2 separate regions of the Mus musculus genome follow, and region 1 is linked to region 2. Evidence: chromatin contacts called from ENCODE Hi-C data. All regions are on one chromosome and are shown on one strand. The core of a region is the stretch at or near the end of the contact, and the rest is flanking DNA. Distances in the headings are between cores, read along the strand shown.

What was found. Hi-C counts contacts between places; a loop is a spot of excess contacts on that map.
Region 1: a loop to region 2 is called in a map of regulatory T cell, with 4 times the contacts of the local background. The contact joins the promoter of Tmem170b here to the promoter of A730081D07Rik in region 2. A Hi-C loop is called at or near these places in 3 of 37 maps with a recorded cell type or tissue (T-helper 1 cell, T-helper 17 cell and regulatory T cell).

The regions. Positions count from the first base shown.
Region 1 is chr13:41,603,731-41,609,937 of GRCm38, reverse strand. It overlaps Tmem170b (transmembrane protein 170B), which reads right to left and starts at 4,056. Exons shown (of 3, transcript NM_001163572.2): 1 at 3,626-4,056. The coding sequence starts at 3,722. It overlaps Gm32184 (a long non-coding RNA gene), which reads left to right and starts at 3,862. Exons shown (of 3, transcript XR_382252.4): 1 at 3,862-4,379.
Region 2 is chr13:40,999,347-41,005,208 of GRCm38, reverse strand. It overlaps A730081D07Rik (RIKEN cDNA A730081D07 gene), which reads left to right and starts at 4,063. Exons shown (of 5, transcript NR_155347.1): 1 at 4,063-4,143. Pak1ip1 (PAK1 interacting protein 1) reads right to left here and starts at 4,199. Exons shown (of 10, transcript NM_026550.3): 1 at 3,796-4,199; 2 at 310-472. The coding sequence starts at 3,879.

The sequences.
Region 1 (6,207 bases), core at 2,807-5,306, 600 kb before region 2:
AAAAACAAAATAAAACAAAAAGATACAGCTAATAATTAGTAATTTTTAAAAAATCAACTTACAAAGCTGAAAAGTTAGACATAGTATGGACTCCCACTTCAGAGTGAGGGGTGGGAATTTAGAATACAGTCATAGAAAAAGGTATTTGTGAATGAAGAAAGGAAACCATTCATCTCTCTAGTAGGCTAAAAAGGCCTATAACCTATTCAGGGCTAAACAAATGAAGGATCCTAAAACTTACACCCCAGTAAAAGGGGTAGACACACAGAAACTGTGGACAGCCGTCTTCTAGTGGCAGACACAGGATCTGAGAATGGCTGTTCTCAGACTCCTTGTAAGTGTCTCTAAAACAGAGAGCTATCAAACAGCTGATCATGTCTGAGAGGATTCCTAAGACAGGAAATACAGTGAACATGGGTCGGTAGCTTTTACAGAATGATAGCCACTCAAAAGGTTAGAAAGCATTGTTTTCTCAATAGTATCTCACATTTTCTAGCATCTTTTATTTACTGGACCAATTAGCCAACCATCATTCAAGATTCCAGTTTCTGTGGCTTTGGCTACCTGCTTCATCAACCACTTAAGAAATAGTAAATGGAAAATTCTAGGAACAAACAACTCATACATTTTAACTTGCTGGCCATTCAGACATCTTATGCTGTTCGACTCTGTCTCACTCAAAGCAAGAATCATTTCTGTCAAGGGTATACGGATTCATCTCACTTATCAGATAGATTGTTAGCTATCAGATAGCAGTGTGATACTTGTGTTCAAATAGCCCATTTACTTACTTAATAGCACCAGAGTGCAACAGTTGTGATACAGGGAATTTTATTACACTGCAGAGTTAAAAACATTTTGGCTTTATTGTGATATTGTTAAGCATCTTACTGCATCTAATAGAAACTAAACCCTATCATAGGTGTGTGTGTAATCAGGACTAGATGCTATCTGTAGTTTCAGGCAGTCCTGGGGTTAGGGGGGAAGGGGGGGGAAGAGAGAGAGAGAGATGGAGGGATATATTGGAATGTATGGGGCCCAGCTACTGGGGATACCTTTACATATCCTCAGGCTGGGACAGATATGTGCCAGGCTAATCTTAAGTATCATAAGACTTACTACCTCTCAGACCTGTCTGCCTTAAGTAGCTATGTGGGGCAGAAAGGATGGGCGTGGAACTGAGGGTGGGGACAGGGACAGGCTCTGGCCCTGCCTCTGATCAACATCGCTCACCACAGGCTGCTAAGAGTGACACAGAGACTCTAGTGCCTGCTCTAGGTTACTGCTTCCAGTTCTCCTCTGTTTACATTTATTCCTATCAAAGGAGCACATACATAAGACTGTTTTCCAAAGGTAGACCCCCTGCTTTTTAGGTAAAATCCTAAGAAAAGAATAATATCACACTTGCTCGTGTGTACAAAGAACAGAAGCAAGAGTTTATTTCCCTTTGATTTGGTATTTAACCCAGGTTCCTAATACCTAGACTTCTGTAATTCCTTCAGCTATAATCCAAGATAGCCTGCCTTGTTTTATACTATGCTTCTTTTTAGTATCTGTTTTACTTGCAAGTTTGCTATGATGCCAAATGTCTTCTGAATTAACAGAAAATGTAAAGATTTTTTTCATGTTAGCTACCAAACATAAGCTTGCTCTCTGCTTCAATGTCTGTAAAGTGAATATAAACAAGCTCTCAAAAACTGTTGAAAATATCAAATAAAGAAAAATGGAAACCAAAATTCAGCACAGAATACAAATGCATTCAGTGGGCACGTGCCTGCCTTCCAAGTCTGGGAGATGATTGTGTACAAAAGTTGCTTCAACACCCCATTGTACTTTAAGGGCACGTTTACTCCAGTGAACTACAACACAGCATCAGGTTTAAATCCTGCATTAGGTATTATTTCACAACCTCACTTTAATAAACATGGATTCAGCACTTATTATGTGCCAGATTATGCTAGGACTCATAATTTAGCAAGACAAAGACCTTACTCTCAAAACACATTCAAGCTAAAAGAGATAAAAATTATAATGTGATTAAAAACAGAAGTAGGTACAAAGAGCAGAAGTAGCAGGATGAAGCAAGAAATTCACCCTGTCTGATGGAGCAGAGGGCAAAGCTGAATGAAGAGCTGTACAGTGGTAACGGGAAGACACTCGGAGGCAGACTGGTTCGGAAGGCCCACTTGCTCACTATCTGGCTTAGGGCAGTTTAATTTGCCTGAATTGCTTTGTGTATATGCTTTGCAGAGTTGGAGTAATACTCAGTAAATGGTGAGCTTATTGTCTCCTCTTAGGAGCTGAATTTGCTTGCTTATTTTGGACAGGCTAAGCAGTACAGGCTAAGCAGTACATGGCACAGCAGACAGCATCTCTTGACTATCAAGCTACATACGAAACAGCTTCAGTGAGCCAAGCTGGTCATTAATACAGGCAATATATATCACTAAGTTTTTAATCATTGTACTTTAATAAACAATTCATGCTTTATAAATGTGAATCTGTGGGCAAATACGAACAAGGTCATAAGTAAAATAAAGGGATCTATCTTGAGATGATCTTTATGTAAATTTAACTTTTCAGAACTATAAAAATGCAACTAAGAAGACGCCTCTGCTGGCTCCAGGGTCTCCTTTACTGGTGTGGTTTTCATAAGTAAGGAATTAAGCAACCTGAAAATTTATCTGGGTGGTACGCAATGCCGTTATATTTTTCTCCTTGAACATATGAACCCTGTATCATGCCAGATTTTGCCTATAAGTATACTACATACTATTAATTTGCTATCACACAGATTTTGAAATAGTAACGTTCAATTGGAGTTAAGACATTTTAAAGAACTGAGTTTTTGTTTGGGGTTTTGGTTGTGGTTTCACAAAAGCAGCTACTCCGGAGTCAAACTGTTGACCCTACTGCTTTCCAGTCAATATTACTCTTTAGACGCTATTTTTAAAACTCGGAACTCAAAAGAGTTTAAGCACTTCCACACTGAGAAAACCAGAAGTTTCTTCACAAGCAAACCTGCATATGAAATCATATTATGTGTACTAATGCTTACTCTGACAACCTGATGCTATAACGTAGCTAAACCCCATTCCCAATCACATTGATTAATGAAGGGAAATACACAGAATTCTCCAATTTCACAAATACAGCAACTTGAAGCCAGGAGACAGCCAGACAAAAGGAAATAGCAGAGAAGACAACTGTTTCGACTGCTCTAGACCTTGGTCCAGCCCCTGACCCCGCTATTATCTACTTAGTCATATCTCTCTCTCTCTCTCAACAAATAAAGGAACGAACGGTCGGTCCACCGTGATCACGGTGAGCAGGCAATAGGAGTACTGCAATTGGTTTGACATCTGTCAGCAAGAAAAAGGGCTAAACCAGGAAAGAAAGACTAAAAAAGATCGAAACTGCAAGAAGCGGTGTATGTGCGTGCGCGCGCGCACGGGGAAAGGCGGGGGGGGGGGGGGGGGTTAATGACAGAAACATGAACTGTGATCCAGTCGGGGCACTGGCGCGACTCGCGCGTGCTCCAGCGGCCCGCACCGGGCCGGGTTTGCGGACGCCCCGAACACCCGTGGAGTGGGTCCCCCACCGCTCCCTCCGCCCGGCGCATTACCCGTGAGGTTCCTCAGCACCGTGCCATGGGCCCAGAGGCTCAGGACCTGCTGCACCGACAGGTTGATCATCGAGTGGTCGGCGCCCTCCGCCCTCATCGTCCCCGCGGGGCGGCAGCGGGGCGCTCCGGGGGGCGCCGCTCGGCGGGTGTCGCAGGCAGCGTCCTCCCCGCCGGGGAGACATCGAGGAGCGCTGGCGGGCGAGGCCTGGGGCCGCGGGAGGGACCGCCGCTCCCGCTCAGGGCCCGCGTCGCGCCGCGGGGGCCCGCCACGCCACGAGGCCCGGGTCACGCCGTGAGGCCCGCGCGGAGCGGCAGCCGGCAGGGGCAGGCCGCGAGACGAGGCTCATCGCGGGGACGCGCGACGAGGCAGCGGCGCCCGGCCGCGGCACCTGCCGCCCGCCTGCCGCTCGGCCTTTGGGTAGCCAACACTCGAGGAGCCGCCCCCTCCGCCCGCGACCGCCCCGGGGCGCGCGCATGCGCGTGTCCGCTCCTCGGCCCCGCCTCCCCGGGGGTGAGCGGCTGCGCACGCGCACTGCCTCCCCCCCGCTCCTCGCGCGCGCGCGCGCGCCGCCCTAGGCACCCGGGAGCTCAGGCTGTCGTCGGCTCCCAGCGTCCGCCCGCAGTGGGGCGGAGGGAGCGCCACCTACGTCACTGGCGCCACCGCTGGGTCTCGCCGCTCATTGGCTGCTCCGAGGGAACAGACTCCAAGCCCCTCGCCCCCTCCTGACTGCGCGCCCCCGGAAACCTGAAACCGGTGAGCTGGGCGGGGATGAGAGAGCTGTGTATAGGTCCCGGGAGCTGCCAGGATTTTTGGAGCCTGCGCTTCGCTGCTCCAGATCCTTCCCTCTCCGTGAGGGCGTCTGCGAGCAACTTTTTGCAAAGGTGTAAATGCTCAAGATTTCATTTGTAGGGTTGTCTGAGAGTGCGTCCAGTGACCTGGATACGCCCCTCCCTTTGCTAAATCTACTAAAACAGAAATAGATCCTCTTTGTCATTTCAGCCAGTCTTCTGGCCGGCCAGCAGTAAAATACGAACTCCCCTTAGCTGCAGGATCTGAAACCACTTATTGACGCAGGGCCCCGTAGGTGTCCGAATGAATCCTCCTGGCCAAGGCTGGCTCTAGCGCTTCTTCCAGATAGGACTCTTTTCATCTAAAATTGTGAATCTCCCCAGCACTTAAACTAACTCAGCTTCGTCTCCCTGTCCTTCAAATCCAAGGTCAGCCTCAGAAGCATCTTAACTCCAGTTATGCTAGTTACAGTCTTCCTTGATGTTTGAAACCTTTTAACTTGAAATTAAAAAAAAAAAAATCGTGTTTGCATAAAAAACGTTAGTGCTCCTCACCCCATCCCCCTCGCCCAATTCCATCTTTTTCCAAATACTCTGCTGCTAAAGTTTACAGAAGGAAGTGAAGAAAGAATAGCTAAGCCAATCAAGTGTTTTTGCCCAGTAACTGAAGATTCGAATTGCCTAAATATTGTTGCTTTTGGTGAGCACCTTAAAAATGACAATAATGTATATGCAGGTTTATATTTATGCATGTTTTTGTTTTGCTCCCACAATATAGAAAAAAGTTTGGGCGTCATTAAGAGGAACCGTACTAAAACCTACTATGGTGTAGGGTTCAATGGCTGAATTAAATGTCAATTCAGGAGTATAGACTATCAGACATAAATGAGTTTAACATCAAATTCATTTTAGATAAAGAAGGGGCTTCATTTCTTTCTTTGTTGTTGTTGTTGTTGTTGTTGTTCTTCTTCTTCTTCTTCTTCTTCTTCTTCTTCTTCTTCTTCTTCTCCTATTTTTTTAAATTCTTCCTGGCAGCCATAGTATATGTCCTATCTTTCTAGTCTGAATTAAAGTTCAGAATGGGAAGTTAACCTCATGGTGCTGCGAAGGGATTTAACATTATTAGGTAACATGAGCACATTCACTGACAGATATAGCCAAGCCTCCGAAGGACATGTTAAACTCTCCTGTCGTCAGCTTACAAAATGAACCAGAAAACCTGCTTAACTAGCCAAAGAAGAGATGTTTGTAACAACCGCAGAAAATCACTCATGCTAATGGAGGGCTGTGGTTGCACCAACTACACAGAGGTCCCTTTTGTATCAGCAACACCCATCCTACTACTAGGCTGCCAGGAAAAACTGCTGCCCTAGGCAGAAGCAGTTGCAGGATCAGCTAGAGTCTATCAAGGGCTGTATAGCAAACAGTACAGGGCAAGCTGTTTGAAGCTCCCTTCCTAAGGCATCCATGGATTGTTCCAGATACTTGGTGCTGGTAGAGCGGCTGCTTGGCTGGCAGTCCTTTTGCTCAAGGCTGACAGAGATACAAGGGAGAGTCAACACCTGCCAAATGGTCAAACTAACCCATCCCCAACATCTTTATTAGTAGATGAATATTGGAAAGAGAGCCCATAATTTAAGAAATTACCATTAACAGTAATGGTGTTCATAATGTGTTTTAGCAGTATGTTGATAGTAGTTAACAGCTGCCTATCGCCTGATGGACAGATAGGCCCTCCTCATCTGCCTCACACACATGAGCCTGCCCACACAAGAGTCTTTACCCCAGCAAAT
Region 2 (5,862 bases), core at 2,814-5,313:
TATTGACAAAAAAACTTTTTCAAAAATTTTCTGTGCTGAAATATGGCTAAAATAAATGAGCTGGTACCCGACTCTCATAGTTTGGCCCAGCACCAGTTACCTAAACCACGCTGAGCTGCAGTTCACTCTTTGTTTCCCTGCCAGCCAGAAAACCTGCAAAGACACCTCTCTCCCTCCCCCACCCCCCGCCTCTCTCTGTCTCCCCTCCCATAACGGACTAAGCCCTCAAAAAACTGAACACTCTCTTTTATAAGAGATGCCTCGATCATGGCGTCTCCTCGCAGCAACAGAGCACGGAGACAAACGTACCAGCGTGATGCACCAGAGCCCCATGCTCCACCTTCCTTTTCATGTCATAAATGTGAATCGTCTCATCTTTGCTGCCAGAGACTACATAGCGACTGTTGGAGGCCAGCACCGACAGGGAGGCAGTGTGCGAGTGGTGAGTGAAATCAGCCACAGGAGTCCATGTCTGAGAAGGAAGGGGACATCGTCAACAGCACAGTCATATCACAGCTCTCTGAGAATACAGTGCCGCTACCCATCAAAGCAAGCAGTGGACCCTGCGAGGGGAGAAAACTATGTACTAATACACAGATTAGAGGGACCAAGAAGGGCCAAAGACCTGACTAAGGAGCGTATTGAAAGGACGTGAACTCAGTAACACACCTCCAGATCCCGGTAATGTAGACGGCCATAGACTTACACATCAGTCATTCATTCAAATGTTCAACTTTTTATGTGGATTAATTCCAATAACAACTGCTCCTTTTTCTATGTCTATGTAACTATTCTATTCTATGTGCTTGATACCACTATGGGTAGTAGAAAAAAGCAAAAAACAGAGGTCTGTATTCAAATACAACTTCCACTTTAAGGAAAGAGATAGAAAACAAGTTAATGTGACGCTACACAGAAATAAACATAAGCCCTATAAAGAAAAAAATAGGACCGTATGGGCATATTTTCCTAAGTACTACCGTGAGCCCGAGAGAACTGCTAGTAATACGGCTCGGGAAGCAGACTCTCTTTACCGTACACTTCTGGTTTGAGAATGATGACTGGATCAGTACAAAGAACAGGAGAAGGCACGCACACACATGCAGCGCTCTTCAAATGGAAGGAGTTACAAGAGAAAATTTATTAACCAAACAAACTCAAAACCAAAACCAACCAGCAAAGTTCTCTACTTTAAAGTTAATCACTACATATCACACCTTAAAGAACTATAGGAGGGCTGGAGAGATGGCTCATCAGTTAAGAGCACTGGCTGCTCTTCCAAAGGTCCTGAGTTCAAATCCCAGCAACCACATGGTGGCTCACAACCATCCGCAACGAGCTCTGACACCCTCTTCTAGTGTGTGTGACTACAGCTACAGTGCACTTACATATAATAGATAAATAAATCTTAAAAAGAAAAAAAAGAACTATAAGAGCAGATAGTCCATTCATTAGTCAGGAGCAACAGGCCTCCTTTCAGTCAAGACACAATGGTAGTTATGGTCATACTTTTAAGTTTCTTTCGCTCTAGCCCTCGCCTCTTCTCACCTTCTCTCTTCTCTCTCCCCCCTTCACCCCCATCCCCCCGCCTCGCCCTGTGAGACAGGGTCTCACTTTGTAGCTATGACTGTCCTCCCAAGTGCTGGGATTAAATACATATGCAGCACAGCTGGCCTAAATTTTAAACTGAATCCTCCTGCCTCAGCCTCCTGATTACAGATATGAGCCACCTGATTCAAACACGTTACAGCTTATGTCAAAGCACTGTTCAGATTACATATTTATGTAATGTATGTGATACTGGTTATGCTGGCTACTGGCTGGGTTTAGAAGCAGCACCTGGAACTGTTAACAGCATAAGCCTGGGGACCATCTTGACATGTCGGACTCACAAACCATGACGCCTGGAGTGTCTCTTGCCCTATGAACCTCCCAAATGTTCATCTATAAAATGAGAATGGTTGTATCAGTCTCAGGGCTGCTGTATATCTGGAATGAGTATACTAAAGAAACCCCAACCATGCACTGAAGAGATGGCTCAGAGGCTACGAGGACTAATTGCTCTTCCAGAGGTCCTAAATTCAATTCCCAGCAACCACATGGTGGCTCGCAACCATCTGTAAAGGGATCCAATGCCCTCTTCTGGTCTCTTCTGGTGTGTCTGTAAACATCTACAGTGTACTTATGTATATGGAAGGGAAGGAAGGAGGGAAGGAGGGAGGGAGGGAAGGAGGGAGGGAGGGAGGGAGGGAGGGAGGGAGGGAGGGAGGGAGGGAGAAACCAAGAAAGAAAGAAAGAGAGAGAGAGAGAGAGAGAGAGAGAAAGAAAGAAAGAGGGAGGGAGGGAGAAACCCAACCACAACAGGCACTAAGGAATTTTCGACAAAACAGATCAGTAAGTGATAAGTAGAACTGTTCAAGAAATAATCATTCTTTTTTGTTTTTCAAGACAGAATTTCTCTGTGTAAACCAGGCTGTCCTGGAACTCAGAGATCCGCCTACCTCTGCCTCCTGAGTGCTGGGATTACGGGTGGGGCCACTGCCCTGATAGATGACACTTCTAATCCCCTTTACTGTCTGACTACTATGTTGGCAATTACCTGTATCTTCTTGCCATACCAGACAAAAATAAATTTCATACTGTGCTACACTTAACCTCCATGTGTTTCTCTCTTCGCTTGTTCACCATCCCTTCAACCAAGAAGGCCACAACAGCAGGGCTCACACCTCTGGCACCTTTCGCCCTACCCACAGTAGGTGGACGATAAACAGTGAATCTGCATCACTTTCTTCATCCCAGGCCAGCTGTAGTAGTTCTTTTGTGTATAATGTATTTTTATTTTATGTAGATTGGTGTTTTGACTGTATGTATGCCTGTAGGAGGATATTAGATCCCTTCGAACAGGAGTTAACAAACAGTTGTGAGCTGCCGTGTAGGTGCTGGGAACTGAACCAGGACCCTCTGGAAGAACAGCCAGTGCTCTTAACCGCTAAGCCATGTCTCCAGTCCAGCCAGCGCTCTTAACCGCTGAGTCATGTCTCCAGTCCTATAGTAGTTTGTTAATCAGGACAGAAACTCAGTGAAAGGTGAAGTTATTTTTACATTAGAACTTTAAGAACTACAATCATTGTCAGCTTAAATGCACACCTTATTTTTTCATGCCTTAGGAATGCTTTAAGGTTTTTCTTAACCTTTTAAATTATCAGATAATAACTGTATATATTTATGGAGCACAATGGGATATTTGAATGCATACATAGATCAGATATGAAAAAGGCAACCCCTTTTGAGCTGGTTCAAAATACGCTGTAGTAGCTAGTTTAAAATACACAATTAATGCTGTCAACTATAGTTACCTTTCAAGGAAAAAAAAAGCAATCAGTCATTCCTCCCATCAAACTTCATTTCTGCAAGCATTAGCCCTCCTCTCTCCGTCACCTCCCTACGTTGGCCCCAACCACTTCTGGCAGCCATTCATCCACTCCCGACAGAGATGAACATTCCTCGTTACCTACTGTAGACATTTTATCTACTATAGCAAGTAAATATTATTTCAATTCTGAGAAGCCTCTACTCTGTAAAGAGCAGGATCTTTCCACACAAGCTCTGAGCTCACTCTCCTCCTGCCTCAACCTCTCGAGAGCTGGGATTAGCTGCATAAACCTGTCCGTTTTCCAACAAAGTCCGCCATCCAAGACCCATAGAGAACCAGCGATAAATAACAACCTCCACGGTCCTGCCCCGGAAGGACCAGCCCGCCTGTCCCCCGCAGCCCCGGGGCTCGCGCTGCCTCACCTCCTGATGGCCACTCTTCGCGGGCCCGCGCTGTACCGTGAACCCAAACAGGACCTGCTCGTAGCTGCCGGCGACCAGCTCCATTCCGCAGCACTCGTGCCGGGCAAGAGACGCCGGCGTGGAGACCCGATGGCTGCGGAGGCTGGCCCTTCCCTTCCTCAGCCGGCGCGCGAGTTATACGTCACCGCCCGGGGGCACCTTTTAGGCGCCTGCAAATGGCAATAACGGAGGACGCGCTCCGTCCTCCGTTACGTGGGACGTCACGTGACCCTTCTGCGACGAGCTTAAGGAAGGAAGCCGCGGGAGGAGGCTCTCAGAGCAGAGAGAAAGAAAAGTTGTGTCAAGCAGGCAAGTCCTGGGAAGCCGTGGGCTCCGCCGGCCTTGGGAAATGGGAGGGAACTTCTCCCCGGAAGCCCCAACTTCCGGCGCGCCTAAGGAAGGGGCGGGCCCACTTCCGGCTCCGGTGGCCAGCGGTTGTCTAGACAACCCTTGTAGTTCCTGGAGGGTTGCTGTGATTTGGGGATCCGGAATGCATTTCCTCCATTTATGATTTTCTTTTCTTGTTTTGTTTTGTTTTGTTTTGAAGACAGGCTTTCACTGTGTAGCCCTGACAGTCCTGGAACTCACTCTGTAGACCAGGCTGGCCTCGAACTCAGAGCTCCGCCTGCCTCTGCCTCCCGGGTGCTGGGATTAACTATGATTTTCTTATTTGCAGCCAGTCTCACTTCGTCGCCCAGCCTGGCGCCTCCTTGCACCCGTTTTCCTCCTGCAGCTTCCCCATGGCTCGGATCACAAGCAAAGGGTTTTGTTTTCGTGCCGAGAGAGAGCAGATTAGGGTCGGCCCGGGGACGGTCAGGGCTCGCGGGACCCGGAGTTGGCAGTGTCCCCTCGCTGGATTGCGAGCCCGGGCCTGCCAGTCCGTGTCCCGCCTGCAGGCAAGCCGTCCATCTCCTCAGCTTTTCTTGCCTACTGGCTTCTTGTATCTAATCAGACTGGCCATGTGCTGACCTATGGTACAGGAAAAAAGATTTGTCTTGAGGGAGGAGGACAGTGGCTACATCTCTACCCGAGTTAAGGGACAAAGTGCAGGGCTGGAGAGATAGCTAGGCGGTTGAGAGCACTGTCTGCTCTTCCAGAGGTCCTGAGTTCATTTCCCAGCAACCACATGGTGGCTCACAAACATCTGTGATGGGGTCTAGTGCCCTCTTCTGGTGTGTCTGAAGGAAGCAATGGTGGTGTACTCCTATGCATAAAGATAAATAAATAAATCTTTAAGGGGGGGAGGTGCAGAGGTTAATGAAAGCAATAATATCCTTTTTTCCTTTCTCTTTAGGCGGGGTCAGGGATGAGTGCATATGTCAAAGCGGGTGGGTTGGTGCTTATGTCAGATCTTCACACAGGCCTGTGAATTAATGGAGTTCTTAAGTGCTTAGACATTGTTTCCAAACACTTGTTCTCTAAGGCTGCAAATTGTCGACACAGCCTCTTTTGCTTGAGTATAGGGGGAAGTAATTAATTTGACTTTGGGTGTTTTGATGATTTTTCAATTGTGTAAAGGCTCTTCCAGTTTGGGCTATTCCACTTGCAACCCTTGTGTTACTTAATTTATCTCCAGGTATTGCTAAGTTGTCCTGAGCATGTTAATCATTTTCACCAGAGAACCACTAAAGTTGGAACATGTCTCCTTAGCTTGGAACAAAGTGAAAAGTCTCATCTTGTCCATACATGGTGTGTTACAGTTTACATTGGGTCATACTCATTTTAATGCAATAGTAATCATATCAAAAAAAATGGGGGTGGGGGATGAGTAAAACTGCTTCAGAACCCTGTGGTTTATTTACCCTATTGTTCCTGGAAGCGCCTCGCCCCCTTATTACCACCAGGGAAATACCAGCTGCTGTTGGAGAAATATAAGTGCGGGTATTTGTTTTGTTTTGTGTTTTTTGTTTTATGGTTTTGTTTTTGAGACAGTGTTTCTCTGTATAGCCCTGGCTGTCCTGGAACTCACTTTGTAGACCAGGCTGGCCTTGAACTCAAGAAATCCACCTGCCTCTGCCTCCCAAGTGC